3 separate regions of the Homo sapiens genome follow, and regions 2 and 3 are each linked to region 1. A link is a loop called in an ENCODE intact Hi-C map of the cell type or tissue named here. Cell type or tissue: IMR-90. All regions are shown on one strand. Region 1 overlaps TBL1X (transducin beta like 1 X-linked). Region 2 has its middle 57 kb from the start of LINC03114. Region 3 overlaps TBL1X (transducin beta like 1 X-linked).

Region 1 (8,000 bases):
TTATCATCATATTGTTTTTTGTTGTTTTTTTCTGGATATTTTTGATCTGTGGTTGGTTGATTTGGTGGACGCAGAACTATCGGATATGGAGAGTCAACTGTATATAAAATCAGGTCAGCACACTTTTCCTGTAGAGGAGCAGATAGTAAATATCCTCAGCTTTATGAGCCATGTGGTCTCTGTTGCACCTACTCAACTCTCCCATTGTAGTGTGAAAATAGCCATAGACAACACATCAACTCATGGGTGTGGTTGTATCTCAATAAAACTTTATTTACACACACTGGCAGTGAGCCAGACTTGGTCTGTGGGCCTCAGTTTGCAAGCCCATGATCTAGGCAATGCACAGATAGCAGATGGTGTCCCTCAGCTTTGGATAGCTGTAAGTATTACAAGTATGTGAGTCTGTTAAATACTTAATAAAAATTCCAGTTTTAATGTTACAAATTGATACCCTTGGTATTTGTTTTAGCTGAAGATGCAAAACCAACTCCACAGCTGCCTGAGTATTAAATTCTACTTTTCTCTGCCAAATAAGCAGTATTTCTAAAGGCCAGTGATTGATAACTTAGCAGATTTTGCTGATGAATCAGGCCAACATTAGCTGAGCATAGTAGTACACTGTATAACTCAAATGGTTTGTGAAGTCATTTGTGAGGGGTGTGGTTTAGCAGTGTCATAATTGCAAGAAACGCAATACATGTACTTGGTTTGTTTTAAATGTTTATGTTGCCTAGTTAGATGAGACAAATTCTTATACAGACTGTTTCCTCTCTTGTGAGACTATTACACGTTTTATTCCAAATGGACAGGACTTTACATGGAAGATCCTACCATCCTTTATAAAATGTCATCCTTTGTGTAAGCCTTTCAGTTTATCATGATTATACTCTTTTTTTTCTCCCTGGGAATAATTTTACCTCATCTGGTTATGCTCTGTTACTGTGTGTTATGTTATCTAAGGTCTATGACCAATTGCATGCAGAGGGTGGCTTGCTTTTCAATAGCAACAACCAAGAACCAAGCAGAAATGTAAGGAGAGTAGAGCTGGGGGTAGTGGCCTTTCAGGGTGTCAATTCCCCAACCATGGTGGGGTTGATGGGACAATATTGGAAACATTTTTGGTTGTTACAATGGGAGTGTGCTACTGGCATCTAGTGGGTAGAGGCCGGGGGTGCTGCTCAACATCGTACAATGCATGGGACTGTGTCCCCCACAGCAAGGAATGAGCCAGCCTAAAAGTCAGCCATGCTGTGCTTGAGAAGCCCTGCTGTCAAGAGATTCATCAGGAATACGCCTCCTAAGTAGGTGGCAAGCCTAGCGTCTTCAGGAATGTCTCTAGGCTAGCCTACTGGTGACACCAAGGACACTAACCCATCACCCTCACACGATCTTTCATCGAGGTACCACCAAGCTCTTTGTTCTCCTGCCCTTTAACTACTTCTGCACCTGCCGCAGGGGCAGTCCTTGGTGCTTCGTTTATCATTGACATTCTGGTCTTTGTTCCTACGGATGTCTTGTTGGGCAGAAGAGATGTGTTCAGAGATGCGGGAAAGCTGAGGAGGCACAAGGCACCGAAGTCTCACCACTCTGGCAGACTGCATATGAATGTGCCCATTAGCCCTGGAGTCCAAGTGGGAGGGGTGAGATGCTGGCAGGTGTGGAGGCAGGCATTACCTTCCGCAGCACCCTGGCACCTGGTTCTGGCAACTGTGGCCTAAGAGGAAGTGGTCAAGCAGCCTCTAGTACATAGTCCTTGGGCATTGTCTTAGTTAGTATGGGCTATAACCAACACCTTAGACTGGGTAATTTATATACAACCAAAGTGTATTGCTCACAGTCCTGGAGGCTGGGAAGTCCAAGATCAAGACGCCAGCAGATTTGGTGTCTGGTGAGGTCCTGTTTCACATGGATGGCTCCTTCTGTGTCTTCACATGGTGGAAGGTGCAGGGGAGCTTGCTTGAGCCTCTTTTATAGGGACACTGATCCCATTCACGAGAGTGGATCCCTCATGATTTAATTGCTTCCTGAAGGCCCCACCCCTTAATACCGTCACTTTGGGGATTTGTCTCCCACATACAAATCTGGGGGGGACACAAACATTCAGAACGTAGCAGGCATCTTCCTGTCCCAGAATGAATATCAGAACTAGCAAATATCCTAGCAGCCATTTCATCTGACATCCTTATTGTTCCAACAAGGAAAGCTGGGACAGCAACCTTTCCACTCACTGTGGTCTCCTCTCCATCAAATGTGTTGGGGGTCTGGCTGCTGTCCCATCTATGTGTCTCATCAGCACCTCAAGGTACTTTTTATCCCTATATCACAGAGGAGGAAATGCAGGCCCAGCCAAATGAAGCGACATGGGCCAGGCACCAGTGGCAGAACGAGGACAGAACCCAGCCATCCTGCCTGCTGCTGACATTTTCTCCATCCAGCCCTCCTGCTTGCCTTCATGAGACCACATGGCCAGAAATCAGTAAGAAAATCTTGCAAGCAAATGGACTGAAAAACCATTGCTCTAGAGGCCATGTAGAGATCCATTCAGAGAAATGCAGCTAGTGAAAATTTCAGCAAATAGGAGGACTTCTGTTAACCATGGCATGGAATGCACATCTCCCAGGTCTTTATGAAGGTGCCTAATTTCCAGTCATGACCTACCCTCTCCAAAAGAGGACCCAAGCTGATGAAAGACCTTCGAGGTACCCCTGTAGAACTTTATCCTGCACATTTGTCATTGTGCATCTGCACAGGATATTCCTTTCGGCAGACGACTTTCAGCTCTTTGCAGAAGTCTCAGACGCCACATCCTTAGTCCATCTTTACTGGTTCATCTCTTTGTTCCAAGAAGACTTAATTGAATGTGGATACTGTTGTCCACACGATCTAGAAATGAAATCTGTGTTGGAGAGCATAATCATGTAGAGAGATAAAGTTATACAGCCAAAACATGTACTCAACATTAAAAACCCAGATGAGAGAGAAATCAAGGGCACACTCCCTCCGTGGGTTAGACTGAGCTTTGCACACCGTTCTTTGTGAGTTGCCTGAGCTGCACCCACGCTGGCTGCTGTCCAGAGCTGCCAGTGGTCTAGCTGAGCAGCCAGGTGGAAATGGAGTCTGTGTCCATGCAGGGAATTCAAGAATTTTGGTTCCTGTGCTTGTGGGTGGGTCTTGGAGTGTAAAGTAAAAAGCGGAATCTCGGAGTCACATAGTCTACGGTTCACAGTTTAGTTCAGCGTCATATCACATGATCCTTGGGCGGGTTACCTGATGTCTCCAATGTTTGTCCTTATGTGTGAAACAAAAACAGTACCAACTCCAAACAGCTGCTACAAAGACTGAGGTAGTGGACAGAGTGCCCAGGTTTGGTTGAAGATGGTAATGTGGTCAGAATCGGCTCTGTTTCACAGAGCATGTGACTGCAAGTACCAGTTCTGTGGCCCAGTGCTGCTTGCGGGAATGAATGAGTCAGAGTGGATGAATGAAATGTCCCAGGAGCACGAGACTTTCCTTCCACAATTGCTCCATCAGCCATGAGGTTTGCTTGTCAGGTGCCGTCATCAGCACATAATGCTGCATTCTGGTGCATTCAGTAGATGTTTCTAGATACTGTTTCATGGTGGCTAAGAGTGGTTTCTGGCACCCAGGCTTAGATCTCAGCCCCACCCCTACAAACTGAGCAACAGGAGGCTGTCAGTTACCCTCAAAAGATCTCAGAGACTGATTGATCAAGGGGAAAGCGGCAGTGACAGAATGATGCTGAGAAGCTTGAAGCCATTTAGTAGGAGCCACGTGAGTGGCCCCCATCAGCCGTGAGAGTCATGATGTCTATGAGAGAGGAATCACTGTGGCCCAGAGTAGATAAGGAAGATTCCATGTAGTGGATCGTCAAGCCAAGAATGCAGTGAGGTCCCGCTTTATCCATTGACTGGGGTTTTTCTCTTCCACACTTTGCCAAAGACCTCAATGATAAAAGCTTGCAGGTAAAACTCTGTATAGCATTGGCAGAGAATAGAGTCGTTGGTGAACCCAAGGGTGGGTTGCTTCATTTTGGTAGGAGTGGGTAGGAGAAAAGGAAGGTGGATAGAGAGAAAGCAAGTTAGAAGGAAAAGGTAAGGTTGTTGTAAACAGCCTTGGCTTATATCCTCCAAAAACACAGGGGCGGAGGAACCCTTGGGGATAGGGGAACCTGGAAGGGCGTCCTTTGGAACCTAATGTAGGCAGTTATAGTTCTGTAAAGAAATATGCAAGGCTCTGTGCAATTGATTGTAAAATTAATAGCAGCTACCCTATTACTCTGTTAGATAAATCTCAACTACACATTTGATATGTTCTTTACAACCTGGCGGTGGGGACAGAACAGAGGGTGGATTGAGGAGGAGGGAGAGTAGACAGAGAAAAGTGAAGTGTAAGAAAGCAGCAAGGAGAGCACAGCGCAGAGCTCGTCTCCTGGAGGAACATTCCCATCTGGTGAGCGTTTTGTTTATTGCAAGGTCAGTTTGCATTTGGATAAGGCGAGGCAGAAGGGCACTGATACGGAAGCAGAGGGAAGCCGGCTGCCACTGCCCCTCATTGGCTGAATGAAAGGCGGCGGAAGAGGAGCACCTGTCCAGCAAGGCTGACAGTCCTGCCTCCTGGGATAAGCAGATTCTCAGCCTGCAGAGTGGTCTAACCAGGGAGGTAGAGTGGCTGCTTTCCGAACTCCCTGCTTCCTGCTCATTTGCCTCATGCATGGAAGTTGTAAACAGTGTGAGAGTTGAAAGCCACACCATGGGAATGCCTTGGTGTCCACCCCACCTGTTGCCAGGAACCGAGCACTGGGGGTCCATGTTCCTCACACGAGATCCCCCCATGATGTCCACCTCCCAAGGATTTCAAGCTCCTGTGCACCCTCAGGCCGCCTCTGCACCAAGCAAAGTGACCCAGCCCTGCCAGGCGGGGTTGCCTGTTTTAGGAAACTCCCTGCAGCAGCCTAGGCTTGCTGGCAGTGGGATGCCACCTCCCTCTCTCTCCTTGATGAAGGGCTGTCGCAGCTTCCTCATCACCCCCAGACCTCCACATAGATGCCCTGCATCATTGCCTTCTTTCCTTGAAGCAGGCGCCATCCACAAGAGCAAGGCATGGCTTTCTGTGTATTCGGTCCTGACCCCCTTCCCAACAGCTTCATTCAAGAGCCTTCATCCAAAGCTGATCTGAAAACACCTTTAAATTGCCAAGCATCATTGATAGCAGCTTCCTAGAGCGGCAGTGAAAGAGATGCACTGGGGGAGGAGAGGAAAAGAGCCAGCATCAATTAGCAAAGAGAAAATTCCCAGTGTTTTGAGAAAATGACTCAGTGCCACACCAGTCAGTCCAGGACGGCCTCTTCTCCGTCTTCAGTTGTTGAGTTGTGATACACTTGCCCCGCGTGCCAGGAGGACTCAGGGTCAGCGTTTGCTGTTCCCTCATCTTGGGCTGAAGAAAGGTGCCCTGTGTGCTTTCAGGGGGTGACACAGAGAGGCTTCAGCATGAGCTTCTGCACAGTCTTACGAACCACGGAGTTTTGGTGGGGAGCCTGGAGCCAAATTTGAGTAACAGAAATGTCCAACCGGGGCATGCAGGGCAAACTATTGTCTGTTCTGCTTTGTTCTTAATAACACTGAAACGGTTCTACCATTTAAGTCCCTTGTTTCATCACATACCAATCCTGGTCTTCCTGGGTCTGAAGTCCCTCCCTCTCTCCCTGCCCTTTCCCACCTTACTGAACCCAAATCAGAAGCATCCCTGGGCATTCTGCAGCCGTGTCTGTCCCTGCAAATTAAGTGTGTTTGAAGTCTGCGGGCCACCTTCAGATCTCAATGGCTGCACCTCCCTCCTTCAATTCGGGTCTCACTCAACCTCAGCTTTCCCCTCTTGCCACAGGTTTTTCCCACTCGGCTTTCACGTTTGGGATTGAGAGCCACATCAGCCAGTCCAACATCAATGGGACGCTAGTGCCACCGGCCGCCCTCATCTCCATTCTCCAGAAGGGCCTGCAGTATGTAGAGGCCGAGATCAGTATCAACGAGGTACGTAGCTGCTGGGCCCGGCCCCCAAACAGCAGAGCCCTGGGAAGCTGCAGGAGCTTGGAACACATTGGAAGCTAACATGCATTTCCCTCAGGCATTTGGGATTAATTCCGCGGCAGGGTGCAGTGGCTCATGCCTGTAATCCCAGGACTTTGGGAGGCCGAGGCAGGAAGTCTACTTGACCCCAGGAGTTTGAGACCAGCCTGGACAACATGGTGTAACAGCATTTCTACAAAAAACAATTTTTTAATTAGCCCAGTGTGGTGGTACGCACCTGTAGCCCCAGCTCTCGGGAGGCTGAGGTGAGAGGATCAGATCACTTAAGCCTGAGAGGTTGAGGCTGCAGTAAGCTATAATTGCACCAGTACACTCCAGCCTGGGCAATGCAGTGAGACTCCATCTCTAAAATTAAAAAAAAAAAAAAAAAAGGAAGAAGAAGAAAGTAAGTTGGGTTCTTTTCCACTTTGTGTTAATACCGGTTGTGTGGACACACAGCAGCAAGCTTCCAGTGCCCCTCCCACATGGCTCTGTGTTTTTGACTTAAATGTAGAATCACTGGCTGTTAGTTGATGTAAACACTTACACCGCCACATCTGAAAAAGATACGGCAGATCTTCAGCTGCTCTGGGCTTCGGAGTGGACGTTTGCCTTGCACTTAATGCAGACTTGCTGTCTCTTCTTGATTTCTGGAGCAGGTTGGTTAGAGAGGGGCCCCACACATGGTCAGGTGGAATCTGTATTTCAGCAGAACCCGGCAGAGGGCATCACCAGAGGCTGCGTCAGGGCAGAGAGGTGATGGCTCTGGTGTTAATGAGGATCTCAAGGGATGCCTTCATTACCGGGCTCGTTGTAGAGCAGATGGGGTAGGAGGATGGAAAAATAAATGCACATTAAAACTGTGCACTTGGCTTGGAACCCCTCCCACTTTTTACATTGGTCCACAGTGAGGAGTTGTGCCAATTTTATACCAATTTTGGTTTTAAACCACACACCTCACCCTCTCTTGTCCCCTCCTATTCTGGTCTCATGATTCTGCAGTGAAGATCCCCTTGACTTCTGGGGAATAATGGGATCCACAACCTTTCTTGCCGCCTTCACCTGAGTCCCTATTTTATTTTTAGAGACTGAGTCTCACACTGTTGCCCAGGCTAGGGTGCAGTGGCACAGTCATGGCTTACTGCAGCCTCGACCTCCTGGGCTCAAGTGATCCTCCTGTCTCAGCCTCCCAAAGCACTGGGACCACAGACAGTCCCTGTTACTGATTTCTCAGTCCCCTGCAGCTTCCTCCCTCTGCTTCTCTTTCTCCTACTCTGACCCAGGCGCGTGATTCTACTGAACTTTTCCATACTGTACCGTCATCCATCCCACCTGGCAGTCACATTCTTCCAGGATTCCCTCTGTCCCGTCTTTCTGGGAACTGGTCTTGCCCTTACAAACCTTTCTCCTTCACAGCATGTTACACTGCTTTAAAAAACTCTTTTAGAAAATCACAAAGTAATAATATCCTGTTCTCTTTTTCTTTTCTTTTCTTTTTTTTTTTTTTTTTTTTTTTAAGACAGGGTCTCTCTCTGTCACCCAGGTGGGAGTACAGTGGTACAATCATAGCTCACTACAGCCTCAACCTCCTGGCTCAAAAGATCCTCCTGCCTCAGCCTCCTGAGCAGCTGGAACTTATAGGTACACACCACCACGTCCAGATAATTTTTTTATTTTTTGTAGAGATGAGGTCTCGCTGGTCTTGAACTCCTGGGCTCAAGCGATCCTCCCGCGATCCTCCCGCCTTGGCCTCCCAAAGTGCTGGGAGTACAGGCGTGAGCCACTGTACCCAGTCCCTGTTTTCTTTCTTGCACTTCTGCCTGCCATTTTTCGCAAAGCTGTGGCTTTCGAAACTCCGGTGTTTTTTCCTCTCTTGTGCTCCTTTTTCCCTGGCAAACCCCTTCACACTGTGTG
Region 2 (8,000 bases), 810 kb before region 1:
ATATGAAATATCAAGAATAGATAAATCCACAGAGATAGCAAAATAATGGTTGCCAGGCATTGAGAAGATAGTGACTGCTAATGGGTATAAGACTTCTTTTGGGGGTGATGAAAATGCTCTAAAATTGATTAGAGTAAGGCCTGAATAACTGTGAATACACTAACAACTATTGCATTGTATACTTTATTTTTACAAGTTATTATTTTTTATCATTACTTTTTAGGGACAGGGTCTCATTCTGTCCCCCAGGTTGGAGTGTGGTGATGGAATGATAACTTACTGTGACATTGAACTCCTGGCCTTAAGCAAATCTCCTGCCATGGGCTCCCAAAGCACTAGGATTACAGATGCAAGCCACTGTGCTTGGCTACCTTGTACACTTTAAATGGACGACTAATGTTGTATATGGGTAATATCTCAATAAAACTGCTTTAAAAGTGTTATCCAAAATCGCTCATGAACATAGGTGCAAAAATCTTAAATACAATATTTTAAAAACTTATCAGCAATATATAATGAAAGGTAACACATCAATATCAAAGGTGCTTCAAAGTTAGAATGTCAGTTACTCTAATCTACTCCATTAACAGATTTATGGAGGAAACCCTATATATTCTTTATCTAGAAAATTACAGACAGATGGTGAAAAACACTGAAGAACAGAATTTAGGGACAAAACAACATGTTCTTCATTAGAAAACTTAATATCATAGATCTGTCAATTCTCACCCAGTTGGTCTACAGATTCAATGTAATTCCAATAAAAATTTTGACAGATTTTCTGAGTCATGCATGCCATACTTATTAAAAACTTACATGGATGTTTTCTTCTTTTCTTATTTTTCCTTTCCTTTCCCTTCTTTCCTCACAGAGGTAGCATGGCCAGTGCCCAAAGTATGATGATGACAATAAATACAGGCAAATATTTGCATATACACATGGAGATCAAGTAACAAATCCTAATTGTGGAGTAGGTGACAAGGTAGTTCATGAAATAGAAGACACAAATGGCCAATAAGCCAAAGAAAAAGTGCCAAGTTTCATTAGTAAACAGAAAAACAAAATGCAAAATGCAGTTTAAATTTATAATGAGCCATCTTTTTATATCCAGTAGAGCATGAAAAGTTAAGAAGTCTATTAACATCATCTATGGGTGAGGATGTGAAGTCATAGAAACTCCCATAGCCTGTTGGTAGGGGTAAAAATGACTTTGAAAGTGATTCGATATTACCCAGCAAATTGAGTTTGTGTATACTCTACAATGTAGCCATCCCAGCTATTCCACTTCACCTCCCGCCCCTCCATGGGGTATCATACCCCAGAAAAGGAACTTTGGTATTTCTGCACCAAGACACTAATTGCAAATGTTTGTGAGAGTAAAATTGTTAATAGCAATGTTCTTAAGATTCTTAGAAATTCTTTTGTCTAGCTGAAAGAATCTATTTATTCTACAGCACATTAAATCTTTCAGTGATTTTAACAAAGTTTCCTAGAAACACAGTCTTGATTTTATTTTTATTGCCAGGCCACTTTTTTTTTTTTTTGAAAATCTGTTACTAGTCGAAGAAGCTGGATGTCTTAGTTTGTTTTGTGTTGCTATACAAGAATGCCTGAAATAGGGTAATTTATAAAGAAAAGAGATTTACTTGGCTCACAATTCTGCTGGCTGGATCACTGGGCATCTGGTGAGGGATTCAGGATGCTTCTACTCATGTGCAGAGATCACACAAAAACAGAGGAAGCGAGAGAGAGAGAGAGAGAGAGAGAGAGAGAGAGAGGAGAGAAGTGCCAGGCTGTTTGTAACAATCAGTTCCCATGGGAACTAATAGAATGAGAAGTCATCCACCCCCAACCACTGAGGGCACTAATCTATTCATGAGGGATCTATCCTATGACCCAAACAACTCCCAATAGGCTTCAACAGCAACATTGGATCAAATCTCAACATATGGTTTGGGGGACAAATATCTAAACTATAGTACTGGAGATGAAAAACAGATTTATTTTCCAAGTGAAGCCTGGCCCCTATACTGTCTTTTAAAATTCTACTTGGAAAGTATCTGGTTCCTTCTCTACCTTGACTCTTCTATCATACTCAGTTAAAATGAACCAACAGACACTTTCAACAATCTTTTTGCTTTGCAGGAAAGGAGGTATTTCAATGACTTGGGGCTATCACATCATTAGTATTTTTAATGAGCAGACACATAAGTAGAGTATTTCAGTAAAGTGTTAAAAAATAAACAATGTATGCTCCTGTGAAGGGGATGGCTACTGTACCTCCAGTGCTGATCACACAGGCTTTTCTGAAGCATAGTCTGAGCAAAGACCATAATGGTGACTTGAGTGCAGCCATATGAAACCAGCAGGGCCAGCACCCCATGTGATGGGAGCAGTAAGTGCAAAGGCCTTGTGATGGGAACACACTGCTGTGCTGAGCAGCAGAATAAGGGCTGGCGGGTCAGAGTGCAGAGGCCAGAGAGGAGAGCTGTGAAAAAAATGGACTGTTGCCCATTAACTTTGTAAACTCTGGAAAACAGGATATTAGGTTGCATTTGCAAGGCTGCATGTAAGTTAGGTACTTCTTAAATGGTTTTGGTGTGTTATGTTCACCAAAATAATACTAATACTGGGGATGACTCATACTAAACAAGGCTGAGTTATGCTGACCCTAGATCAAAATTATGAGGTGAGTAAAGTTTGTGTTGACAATGCCTCTCCTGCACTTTCTGCTCCCCATTTCCCCGTGCGTCATACCTTGCAAGATACTCCTGCATTTCCTGTTGTGCTTCTCACGTCCGCCAGCCCTATACAGATAGTGGCATCCCCCAAAGATTAATCCACTCCTATCCAACACACTCAGCTGTGAATCACTACTGTCTGTGGTGGTCAGAAACACCATAGACATGTGAGTTCATGCAACAATCTTCCCTTTCTGTTCCCCATCAGACATTTGTTCTTTGAAAGAGAACTCCAGGATGGAAAATGTCTCAGCTATATGATAGATTTAAACTTTATAGCATCAATGGAGATTGTCCCCGCTGCCCCCATTTTCCACCTCCAACCCCTGCTATGGTTAGATATCCTAACTGAGCATATATCCATGAGGTTGTTCATTAGTGCTAATTAAGGAAAGGAAGAGAATGGTCGTTCAGCAAAAGGAGAGTTGTTTCTCAGTATTATTCATTATGTTCTTTTGGAAATTGCATGAGATGGTGACTAACCTATGTGTTGTCTCTAATTTTTCTCTGCTTCCTACACTAGATGTCACTGTGCAGCTCATTATTAATATAAGTAGCCTAAGGAAACTCTTCATAGAGAAATGGAAACTTTTTAAAATTTTTTAAATCACAAAGGATCCCTAACATGGTAGCACCTGAAATGCAAGCGATCTGCTCAGCTGGCTGCCATTCGGCATGGAGACAGCTCATTTCCTCTACATGAATTACCATTAGTCTACCCCAGTGTAACGCTAAGAAGACTTATCAACAACTTGAAATATGTTTTTATGTCTTTTTCCCATTTGCATACCTGTCAACCTGATACAAAGTGAGAATTTGGGAAATGCAAATAGCCTACTCATGAAATTTAATGATGTGCACATATGCTCTATTTTGATACATTGTAAAAATACACCATTCCCTGGATGCTTAAAAAATAATGTCCTCCCCTGAAGATAATGAAGCTTGGAATAGAGTAAGGACCCCCACCTCACCTACTTTGCCTTTTCTTGCCTCCTGTTTTAGTTGCATCATAAACCTTGAAGTCAGAAATGTGTTTAGTGTGTTTTCAATAGGTAGGATGGCCAACAACTCCAGTTTGCACCAGACTGAGAAGGTTTTAAAACCAGGAGGAGTTGGTCAACCTGCTAACGATGGACACCACAGAGATTGGCTTGCTTGTATTATTACAACCCATTACCCCCATTTGAGAACACCTCTGCACACACAGTCTGAACCCTGAGTTATTTTTGCTTAAGAACCAAGCACAAGACAAGGAGTGTTATTCAGCCTATAAGGATTTTTAAATTCTACCAGAACTACAGGTTTGAGTCACTAGTAGGCACCCAGAAGAAAAAAATATTTTCCAGGATGCTCTCCAGAAGCAGAACAATTTGGCTATGTCTAAAGTTTTAACAAAAGTGACTACAAAAATGGAATGACTTGCATAATTTCTAAAGGGCATACTGTAAAAATTTTTCAGAGACTCTGATAAGATAAATATGGTGCCATCCTGGCAAGGTAGATGTTCCTGTATTAGATAAGAGGGTTAAGTTTTCTGGAAAAAAAAAGCAAAGGAATAATGAGATGCATTGATCTAAGATAACAACTCTATAGTATATAATGCAAGCAATTACACTGATTCCAAAGGTATTGTTTTGATGTGGATCTAAAAACAGATTCAAAATAAGGTTATATTATTTTTCTCAAATGAAGAGCAAATCAGCAAACTGCTTTATTAGAGTATCAGGAGAGGATGAGGAGGAGGAAAAGGAGAATAAGGAGGAGAGGAGGAAGAAGAAGAGGTGGAGGAGGATGTGGAGGAGGAGCAGGAAAGGAAGAGAAGAGGGGAGAAGGGAGGGGGAGAAAGAGAAGAGGAAGAAAATCATGACATCTCTAATCTTCTTTAATCTTCACAACTGCCCTATGAGGAATGAATTTTTGTCTCCATTTTATAGACAAGCAATTCTGTTCTTATAATTGCTCAACTTTGCACAGGCAAGGAAGCCAGAAAAGTTTTGAAAGCAACTCTCTCTGCCACAGGAAATGCGACATTTCACCCCCGCTCCTTACTGTATCTAGAGTAGCAGTCAGGCGGTTCTCACTCAGGAATTAGGTCCTGCTCCAGGACCATTATCCTTGGGAGTCATTTACCTGACTACTGATTATGAGTACCTGGAGGATCACTCTGCTTCAGTAACACAGCTGTCATCTTTCATCTGAAGAGTTTGTTAAAAAAAATAGTAAGTTGAAAAGAATAGAATTCACACTATAGAGTAGTTTCTGCAGATTTTATAAAGCAGATAAGAGAAGAAAATAAAATAATGTAGAAAAGTCCCACCAGAAGAAATCAATGCCAAGGAGAATCTAATGCACTGACTATGTGCAAAGATACTGGAGAGGGATGTTGAAGTTCCCTGGGGCTAGGATCTCTGGTAAACAGTTCCTATGTCCAGAGGTGAAGTGGCCATGGATAGAAGTGGTTACCAGATCCATGCAGCACCTGTGTCCCAAAGGCAGTCTCCTGCCTCCTGCCAATCTCCTCCTAGAAGCCAACAGGAAGTCAGCTAGCCAAGGCCCACAGATGTAGTCCACTGGAGTCACTTCCTGAGGGTACAGAGAGGATGGAGAAGGGTGGAGGCACATCTGGCAGGCTATGGAAATACAACCATGACCAGCTTGGCCTAACCTCCTTTACTGATTCTGTTGGGTTCTCTGATTTGCTCATATTCCATCTGGCTCTAAATGACTTTTGTCACTGGGGCTGCTACGCTCCTTGAAAGACCTAGTTGCTCATTCTGCTTACAGAGTCTCATAGTTCTACCTCACATACACAAGTTTCACCAGCACAACACCAAACACCTCCATCCTAATTACAGCAGATTCAGGAACTGAAGAAAGTCTGACAATTCTGAAAAACATATTTTAAAATATTCTATTTTGGCCTGTGAACTCAGCTACATAATTACTTCTGAAAATGCTGTGTTGGCACCGTGGTGGAAGGGAGTTTATATAATCCATTGGCTCTAGGCTGGAAAAGATATCTTTGAGGTTAGCGTTTTCTGAAAGACGCTCCCAAGATACTCAAAAGCAATTTCCTCTAGAGCTGTTCCCAGTCTCCCACTTTTCAATGTTCATATGGTTAGAGGAGATGAGTTAAAAGTCATCTGCCCACCAGTCTGCAGCATCACAGTTTAACTCTTCCATTCCCACACACCAGTGGGAGATCCAAGAGTTGCAGAGTGGGCTGAGCTGTCCAGTGGCGTCAGGCAGGTGCATTTGGAATGAGATCCCTTACCAAGCATCACACCTCCATAACAAAAGGTAACTTAGCAGTCTGGTCTTCCCTGTCACTTAGAAAGAAATATCTTTTGTCAATAGCTGGTGTTTTAAGAAACATTGGTGAAGAACTAATGTGGATTAATGATGGCTGCATAGTTTTGTATTATCATTATAGTTTTGAGTGACACTGTGCTCTAGGTGTGCTTTCTTCACAAACTGAAAAATTAAGAAGCAATGGAGAGGAGTGCATTACAAACATGCAGAGACTGCTATACTACAGCTATGCCATGCTTAATAAAGCAGGAAACTATCAGATAGGCATAGTCCTTTCTCTGTAAAATAAGCAGCATATCTGAGGACATGCTACTCTAACTCAAGGATTACATATGACCGAGGGCCCAGGCACTTTGTGCTCTACAGTCACGTCTGCACCAGACCTCTTGCAGCTGAATGCAGCAGGGGTGCTGGGTAAGCTGAATAATGCCTCCCTGCCAAGATATTCATATCCTAATCCCCAAAACCTAAGACTATGTTACCTTACACAACAAAGGGGCTTTGCAGATGTGATTAAGCAAAGGCTCTTATAATGGGAAGATGACCCTGGGTTGTCCGGGTGAGCCCAATGTCATCACAAGGGTCTTTGTGAAGAGAGGCAGAAGGGCGAGAATGAGAGATGAAGATGTGAGGATGAAAGCAGAGGCCAGAGAGAGACAGAGAAATGGGAAGACGCCATGCTACTGGCCTTGAAAATGGAACAAGGGAGCCAAGAAGTAAGGCATGCAGGCAGCCCCTAGAAATTAGAAAAGACAAGGGAATGGATTGTCCTCTAAATGTCTAGAAAGAACATAGCCCTTGATTGTAGCCCAGTGAGACCCATTCCAGACATCTGACCTCCAGAACGGTCAGATAATAAGTTTGTCTTGTTTTAAGCCACCAAGTGAGAGAATTCGTTATAGCAGCAGCAGGAGGCCAAGACAGATGTTTTTCTCAATCTCCCTTATTTTGCCCCTGTCTAAAATACCATGAGCCCCCTCCTCCTTTCCCTCTTCCTTAGATATTTCTTCCTGGCATAAAGCTCTATGAGCTGGCTCATCAAGCACAGTTCTTGAAATACTAAATATGTAAATAAGGAATTCAGAGTTTTTATTGTCTGGGTCACAAGGCTACTTTCTAGTTGCGAACCCCTAAAACCTAACATTACCCTGATACCACCCCTTTCCTTTCTTCTATAAGAGAATGAACCTTCACTCACACCATCATCCCTACCCAAACAGAGGATGCCCCTGAGAGAGCTACAGGAAAGACTGCTCAAAAATGAAAAAGAGAACCAAAGAGGAAAAAATGGAATATTTTTACAGTATAGTCCCTGTTACAAAACTACCACCTGCCATATATTATTGCTGTGTCAGTAGTAAATTAAAGTTTTTGTCCTTAAGGAGCTTATAGCTGAGGTCAGCACTTTGAAAACTTGAGTTCAGCAACAGAATCACAGGGAGAGCTTGTTAAATGGACAGATTATCAGGCGCCACTCCCAGAGTTTGTGATTCAATAGGCGATATGGCTTGGCTGTGTTCCCACCCAAATCTCATCTTGAATTGAAGCTTCCCTAATTCCCACATGTTGTGAGAGGAACCTGGTGGGAGATAATTAAATCATGGGGGCAGTTTCCCCCATACTGTTCTCATGGTAATGAGTAAGTCTCATGAGATCTTGTGGTTTTATAAGGGGAAACCTCTTTTGTTTGGTTCTCATTCTATCTTGCCTGCTGCCATGTAAGACATGCCTTTCAATTTCTGCCATGATTGTGAGACCTCCCCAGCCACGTGGAACTGTGAGTCCGTTAAACCTCTTTTTCTTTATGAATTACCCAGTCTCTGGCATGTCTTTATCAGCAGTGTGAAAATGGACTAATACAGTAGGTCTGAGGTGGGGCTAACAATCTGCATTTGCAAGATGCTCCCTGGAGATATTGGTGCTGTCTAGTGGGAGAGGCAAAAG
Region 3 (8,000 bases), 150 kb before region 1:
TTTATGGGCACTGAGGTGCTGGGATCCCATATTCACACTGTTCCGCCACCATCACCGCCATTCATAACTCCCAAACTTTTTCTTTTTCTTGGTGGAGGAGTGGAGCAGGGTCTTGCTCTGTTGCTCAGGCTGGAGTGCATCACGGCTCCCTACAGCCTTAACGATCCTCCCATGTCAGCCTCCCGAGTAGCTGGGACCACAGGTGCGCATCACCACGCCAGGCTGATTTTTTAACTTTTCTGTAGAGACGTGGTCTCCTTAGGTTGCCCAGGCTGGCATCAAACTCCTGGCCTCAAGCATTCCACCCACTCCTGCCTCCCAAAGTGTTGGGATTACAGGTGGGAGCCACCGTGCCCAGCCTCAGAAATTTTTCATTATCCCAACCCGAAACCTGGTCCCCATGAAACAGTAACTCCCCATTCTCCCTTCCCCCGCAGCCCCTGGCACCCACCGTTCTATTTTCTGTGTCTGTGGATTTGACTAGTCTGAGGTGCCTCATGTCAGTGGAGTCATGCTCTGTTTGTCCTTTTGTGTCTGGCTTTTTTCACTTAGCATAATGTCCTTGAGGTTCTCCCATGTTGTAGCCTGTGTCAGGACATTTGCAGCTCAGTTCATTTCCGAGGAATTGTCCTATATGCAGGGGGTCTTAGGAACACAGGTAACTTCACTTCCCATTTGAAGAGCGAGGAGTTCTCCCGAGGCCCTGAACAGGAATAGAGACTGTGAGGCATTGGCGTTTGGAAGGAAGTGTCTCTGAAATAGAAACGACTGTCAGATGAAGAGGGACAGTTCAGTATGGTACCCGGGCCTGCCTTTCCAGACGTCCCCAGCCTCTTTGCCTAGTTCCCACTCTGGGCCCCTGGGCAGGTGACCCGCAGCTGCACATGGGTTTCCTGGGAAGCCACAGTGCTGAGGATCTTGGGAGAGAGGCTCAGGATCAGAGTCTGGGGAGTGCAGGAGCTTGCGGGGGGAGGGGGTGGGGTCAGTGGGGGCGGGGGGTGCTGCTTTGGGGATTGGGAGGAGTGGACTGGGGCGGGGTCACAGAGTCTTTAGCTGAACCCATGGGTGCTCTGGGTCTCGGCTTGTCCTGACTCAAGTCAAGGGGCCCAGGCCTTTGTAAAGGTCCACATTGCCCATTCACTGGGGCCTGGCTTTGGGTGAGGGTGGCAGCTGGAGATGGGGGGAAGCCCTGAACGGGAATCTTGGCCACACACTGCTATATCCGCGACACCAAATTCTATCCCACCTGTTGTTGGCTGTTCTGGAAACCAGCACTGAAAAATACGGAGTGGAAAAGTTTTCTGATTTTTTTTTTCCTGCTTTGTTTGGGTTTTTTGGAAAACAATTTCAAAATTAGCATATGGCTTGTTAAAATTAAATCACAAAGGAAGTGCCTATGGTAACGTTTTGATCAGGCTCTAGGTCTGTGTGAACCACGGCCCATATTTGAAAATCCAGCTTTATTGGGACATAGCCATGCCCATTGCTTTCTGTGTCCTCTGTGGCTGCTTTAGTGTGCCACCAGGGCAGACTTGGGTGGGTTGCAGCAGAGATGGCATGGCCCTCAAGGTCCAAGATGTTTACTCTCTTGCCGGTCCTCTGTTATCTCTGGTCTTTGTGGTTGCCACAGTTTTCTTGGATCCAGGAGTTAAAGGCAGTCCTGAGGGATGATGGCCTCATCTCCGCAGTTGCCTGGAATGCTGAATTTCAGACGTGCTAAAGGAGGGGTTGCAGACATTGTGTGGAATGCATTCAGACCCCAGATGTGGGTGCAGGAAGGCAGGCATGGCACAGCCAGGTAGAGACTGGTTTCCAGGCCCAAGCAGCCTTCAGCAGCTGTGCGCCTTGTTTCTGATGTTGTTTGGGAGTAAGAATAATGTAGACATGGGGGGTCATGAGGCTCAGGGTAAAAACTTCAAGGAAACCTCCATGGCATGGTTGGGCGCAGTGACTCATGCCTGTAACCCCAGCACTGTGGAATGCCAAGGTGGAAGGATCGCTTGAGGCCAAGAGTTGGAGACCAGCCTGGGCAACATAAGGAGACCCTGTCTCTACCAAAAAAAAAAAAAAAAAATGACCAGGTATGGTGGCGCACACCTGTGGTCCCAGCTACTCAGGAGGCTGAGGCGGGAGCCTGGGAGGTTGAGGCTGCAGTGAGCTGTGATTGCACCATGGCACTCCAGCCTGGACCACAGAGCAAGACCCTGTCTCAAAGAAAGAAAGAGAGAGATAGAAAGAGAGAAAGAAACCTCCATGGCAGATGCATGGAGGAATGGGTTAATATCTAGAAATACGCTGAGTGGTGGAGTAAAGAAAACCCACAATAGAATACCTGATGAATGTGGGGAAAGCACTTCTGAGCTCCTCTAGTTTTAGAAGACCTAAAAAGACGATTTAAAAAAACAAACAGGAGAGCCCTGTTATTGTTGATGTCTTCCAAAACGAACGTGCATTTATAAGCCAGGTGGCATTTTAATGTCACGAGGGGGTCCATTCTCCCATCTGTCTCCTTTGCTTTTGTTAGAGTCAGTAGCTTCTAGGTCTGCTTGACATTGGAGAGGATACTGAATGCAGAAAATTTTGTTTAATTATAATGATTTGATTTTTTCCTTCTGTATTCAAGTTTGCCTGCTTCTAATGAATTGGCAGAAATGAAGAGCTTGCTCAGATTTTGCCAGGACCATTTAAAAGCAATTAAAATCAATTTAGTTATTAAATTTGAAATTATTGTCTGGCTAAATGATAGTTTAAAATTCAATTTATACTGGCACTTACTTTTTAATGAACAGACCACATCACACATTTTTATGTTCTCAAATTATCTGTGGCTTTAAAGCTGTAAAAAAAGGTGCTCTTTTAAAAAAGCCCTGCATGTTTCCTTTTTCCTCTCTACTTCCGCTAAAATATTTACATGTTTCTTTTAAAATAAGGTGAGAAAATCCCCTTGACTTCTCAATTTTAAGAAACTATACTTATCTTTTCATCACAAATGTTCATTTATCTGTGTTGAAGTCAACCCAAGAAATCTTAAAATATAACGGAAAGAAAATGTTTCTGGATTTTTTCCCGAGAATACATATACTTTTAAATGGCACGTTTTACCCATTGACTTTAATTCCTCCCTCCCTCCATTACATTTTTAGATGTGTTCAATGAAACGTAGTCCTCCCCCTTTAAAAAAATGGACCGAGCATCACGTGTGAGGCTGCAAAGAGGCTCCCTGCCAAAGCATCTTATCTGCCGCTGGTAAAGCCCCGCCCCTCCGTCAGCAGCTAACCCTTGAGCGGGATGTGTGCTTGTGCCGGGTGCATTGCATTAAGAGAATGCAACTGAATAGAGAAGGATCAGGACCTTTTGTGCAGAGGTGGGGAGTGTTAAAAAGGGGGAGGCCTGGGTGGGAGGGTGGAGTTAGTGGGAGATGGGTATGCTTAGTGCTTAAATTCCCTGCATTCCCTAACACGAATTTAAGAAACTCACACAGTAAATGAGTCAGGGAGAGGGAGAGACAGGGAGAGAGGGAGGGGAGAGGGAGAGTTCCTTTCATTCATGACAGGATGAACTTTGCATGCTTCAGAACAATTTACATTTTTCCTTATTTCTAGGTACTTTTTTGAACTAAGAACCTGGAGGGTGTGTGTGTGTGTGTGTGTGTGTGTGTGTGTGTGTGTGTGTGTGTGTTGGTGTGTGTTGGTGGTGGGGTTTTTTTGCCTTATATTTCATAAATATTTCTTGGTTGATTAAATGTCAATAATCGCTCATTTCTGGTTTGTAAAGCTGTTACCTGATCCTTGAATACCACGAATATTTTGTACATTCTAAATAATTGAGAGAAAATAACAACGACAACAAAAAGACACAAATAAAAAGCATCTCCGCTTATTTAAGAAGAGTAGATCTGTGCGGGGCGCTGTGGCTCATGTCTGTAATACCAGCACTTTGGGAGGCCGAGGCGGGAGGATCCCTTGAGTCCAGGAGTTCGAGACCAGCCTGGGCAACATAATGAGAGGCTCTTTTTTTTTTCTTTTTGAGACACGGTCTCATTCTGTCGCCCAGACTGGAGTACAGTGGCACTATCTCAGCTCACCGCAACCTCCACCTCCTGGGTTCAAGTGATTCTCCTGCCTCAGTCCCCCTAGTAGCTGGGATTATGGGCGCGCACCACTACCACCCGGCTAATTTTTGTATTTTTAGTAGAGGTGGGGTTTCGCCATGTTGGCCAGGCTGGTCTCGAATTCCTGACCTTAAATGATCCACACCCTCCTTGGCCTCCCAAAGTGCTGGGATTACAGGTGTGAGCCACCACACTGGGGCGCAAGAGCACGTCTTTTAAAATCAGTGCTGTCTGTGGGGTGGGAGGGGAGGAGAAGTAGATCTGGCCATGCTGAAAGGTTCGTGCAGTGGCCTCCTGAGCTGCGCACATGCTTCTGGAGCTTTGGGTGGACATTTAGTCTGCATGTGGATCTCTGTCCAAGCCTGCACTGGGAGCCCCTGCCCCAGGAAGCGAAGGCTGCATTTCTTTTATGTCAATTAACAGATTTCTGCCCCACCCTGGACATCTGAGCGTTAACTGATTTGTAAGGGAGGGGTGAGGGAGGGTAAAATTACAATTCTATATCTTAACATTGGGGGTGAAGCATTTTTACCCTAGAGGAATTCTATCCAAACACATTAAACACTCTTAATAAGGGACAAAGGGTTGGGACGTAGCGGTTAGGGGGCAAGCCCATGAGCCTCACTCCTTGTGCTCTCTCTCCAGGAATTGGAGAGGGAATCCTTTTGCTTAGCATTCCCACGCCTCCCACGGGCCTGGCACTGGGCCCGCGGGCTTGCCTTAGTCTCCTGGGCTGCCCTAACGCAGCACCACGTGCCGGGCGGCTGTAACAGCAGCCCGTAATTCTCCCACAGTCCTGGAGGTTCTAAGTCCCAGATCGAGGGGTCAGCAGGGTTGGTTCCTCCCTAGGCCTCTCTCCTGGGCTTGTAGATACTGTCTTCTCCCTGGGTCCTAACAAGGTCATCCCTCTGTGTGTGTCTGTGTCCCCTCATCTCTAGTCCTGTTGGATTAGGGCCCGTCCTAATGACCTCATTTTACCTTAGTTACCTCTTGAATGGCCCTAACTCCAAATGAACAGTCACATTCTGAGGTCCTGGGGCTTAAGGCTTCAGCATATGAGTTGGGAGTAGGGATGTAATATGCCTAATGTCCAGAACAGGAAAATCCATAGAGGCAGAAAGTGGGTTCCTGCTTGCCAGGGCTGGGGACGGGCAGTGTGGGGTGACTGCTAGCCAGCACAGGGTTTCTTCTGGAAGTGATGAAAGTGTTCTGGAATTAGACAGCGGTTGCAAAATTCTGAATGTATTAAAAACCACTGAATTGTACATTTTGAAAGAGTGAATTTCATGGTATGTGAATTATATCTCAGTAAAGTTGTTATAAACAAAAACTGTGAGGGTAAGAGGTAAAAGGAAGGGAGTTGAAAGCAGCATCAGGTGTGAACAGCCCATAATTCAGCCCATAGACGAGCGCGAACTCCTAGCACAGCTGTCTGTTGAAGATGTGCGTGAATGCTTGCTTTCCGCACCCTTCGGCCTGCTTTTCTCTACTCTCCAATTTCATCATACATTCTCTTCCTTCCTCCCCCTCCCCACTTTTTCAAAACGTTTCTTCTAGTCCTTACTTGTGGCTACACAAAATTCCATAAACATAATGCTGCAGTTCAAAGAAGTGTTCTGATGGTAGGGAGATAACTTAGGAAAATATTTTACCTTTGGGGAAGTTTTGGTTTCCTTCTGAGTGAAAACCCTCCATGAAAGAGAAACTTAAATGCAGTTTTCAAATGCTCCTGAGACATTCCCAGCCTTTTCTTTGTGGAGAAGTGAAGGCAGGACAATTTCCAAGGCAAAGAGGGACCTATCGCAGACAGCAGACCCCAAGTAAAGAAAGGCACAGTGATGGTGGGTATTCGTGCAGTGTTTTGAAAATGTGGAGGTCAGGGATGCTAGCTTACCAGGCCAGCATGATCAAGTTACGAGAAATGGAGACCAGGACACTACCTCTGCTGGGTGTGCTGCTCCGGGCTCCTTCGAAAGGGGAAGCAGCTGGTGGACTTCCTTGGGCTGTGGTTAAATGGGGCTCCCATAGGTGCCATGAAGGCTCTGCAGAGCCAGGGATGCTTGCACCCTGGAGAGACCTTGCTCCAGGAGCTCAGGAGCTGGTAGGGGTGGTGACAGTGAAGCACCGGCTTGCCGTGCCCAGTGCTTGGGCAGTGCTGAGCTCCGAGGGAGGAACCCAGAACCATGCGGGAGCAAGGGAGGGAGGCAGGCGAGGAGAAGGGTTGCCCAGGAGCCTGCAGGTCGGGTCGGTGTTGTATCAAATTGTCTTTTCCTGCTTTGCTGTCTGATCCCACTAAAGACTAGCCAGAGAGATGTGGAGGTGAAAAATGGTGGACAGCCATTTTTCTCCCTTTCACTGTGTCTACAATGTCTGTTTCATATCAACAGCAACATCTGTGCAGGCATCCTAATGAGTATAAATAATGTCTTCAGAAAACTGGGTTTGTGAGGCTCCTGTCATCTGAATTTCTTTCATCATTTAAGTGATGATTTTTTACTCATTGACATACAGTTGTTATTTAGTGGCCACGTATTATTCGTATAGGGTTCTTTATGTGCTTTCTGTGTACATTTGTTTTCGTGCTCATCGTATTTCAGTGTGGCTTATATATAATAAGATGCACCTGTTCTTAGCTATTGTGGACTTTTTTTTAAAAAAAGGTTTATAGAGATATGATTCACATACCAAACACCCATTTAAGTGCCTAATTCAACAGTTCTTAATACCCTAATTTAAAAAAAAAATACAGTGTTGAGTATTTTCCTTTTCTCGTTTTTCACTAAAGTAGACTCAGGATTGGGGTTATCTGTCAGTCCCTTGGTTTGATTCTTGGCTGCCAGTGTTTACTGGGGACGGATGTTGGTACCTCCCTTAATAGGATATTGTTACAGCATTTTACAAATTCTGGTTAAAAAAAGTCCCACATGAGATCTCCCCTCTTCCCCCCTCTCTGAGTGTAGGCATTGTCAGCTGCAGTTGTCCAGCATCTCCAGGACTCTTTTCATTTGCGGGATGGAAACAATGTACCCTCTGAACAACTCCTCCCTGTTTCTCCTCCCTCCAGCTCCTGGCAACCACTATTCCACTCCCTGCTTCTTTGAATTTCACAACTTGAGGTAGCTTGTGTAAGTGGAATTATTTTAAAAGCTGGTTCATGTTAAAGTGCTTAGAACAGAGCTTGGTGAGCATCCGGTCAACAGTAAGTACTTTTATTATTCTTTTTATATTACTCTTTTTTTTTAAAGAGGCCAGACACATGGGCTTCTGTCTTTTCACAGCTTGGGATCTGTGCAGACCCAGGCTTCCAGAAGCCATCCCACTTGAATTCTTACTCCCTTTTCCCCTAAAAAGAAGCTCTGAAATCCTAATTGTCAAGAAGGCTTTGCCTGCTGTGCATGCCTGAGTAATGTTATTTTTGTCATTATTTGAGAGACAGAGAGGAAGCTTCCAGTCCCCTGTAAGGAAACGAAATCATCGTGCACAGATGTGGTTCTGTTTATAGAGGGAAGGAAATGGAGGTGAAGAGTGTGTGTGGCTTGCAGCCAGGCTTGCGAGTGTGCAGAGGAATAAACTTTTTTGCCTCCAGAGTTTTAACTGGAAATGTGTCTGAATTCTACCTCCTGGGCACACTGGCCTGAGGTCTCCCCTGCATACCTGATCGTGAAAGTCTTCGGGTGTGTTTGTAAACACGCAGCCCCCCTGATGTGAGAGTCAGCACAAACTTCTAAAGATGCGATGATGAATTCTATCAGAGAAGTCTTTCTGGTTTTGTGAAAATAACCTTGCACTCTTTAATTATATCCAAATGATCAAATCTGGCTCTGATGTCTTGTCAAAATTAATGTTAAAGGACAGTGCCCTTTATATTTTACTTGTCTGGGTATAAACA

Evidence for each region. Peaks named below come from ENCODE experiments on the same cell type or tissue, not always from the same donor. Only the 100,000 strongest peaks of a DNase experiment are listed, where the experiment ranks them.
Region 2: a loop joins it to region 1, with 10 times the contacts of the local background. A loop is called at or near these places in 2 of 110 quality-filtered maps.
Region 3: a loop joins it to region 1, with 11 times the contacts of the local background. A loop is called at or near these places in 4 of 110 quality-filtered maps.

Annotation. Positions count from the first base shown.
Region 1 is chrX:9,678,139-9,686,138 of GRCh38, forward strand. TBL1X (transducin beta like 1 X-linked) reads left to right here. Exons shown (of 18, transcript NM_005647.4): 6 at 5,905-6,050. Among named protein-coding and RNA genes, the nearest start is that of GPR143, 84 kb to the right of the region's middle. RefSeq lists an enhancer at 4,306-4,806. In IMR-90, a CTCF peak has its summit at 4,470; DNase peaks (open chromatin) are centred at 633, 3,493 and 4,443.
Region 2 is chrX:8,865,856-8,873,855 of GRCh38, forward strand. No RefSeq gene overlaps it. Among named protein-coding and RNA genes, the nearest start is that of LINC03114, 57 kb to the right of the region's middle. In IMR-90, a CTCF peak has its summit at 3,253 (motif pointing right); a DNase peak (open chromatin) is centred at 2,756; H3K27ac peaks cover 1,664 bases.
Region 3 is chrX:9,527,725-9,535,724 of GRCh38, forward strand. The region is part of intron 2 of TBL1X (transducin beta like 1 X-linked); the gene reads left to right. Among named protein-coding and RNA genes, the nearest start is that of TBL1X, 67 kb to the left of the region's middle. RefSeq lists silencers at 3,085-3,379, 3,206-3,275 and enhancers at 3,091-3,662, 4,804-5,373. In IMR-90, no CTCF peak of the experiment used is centred here; a DNase peak (open chromatin) is centred at 3,397; H3K27ac peaks cover 485 bases.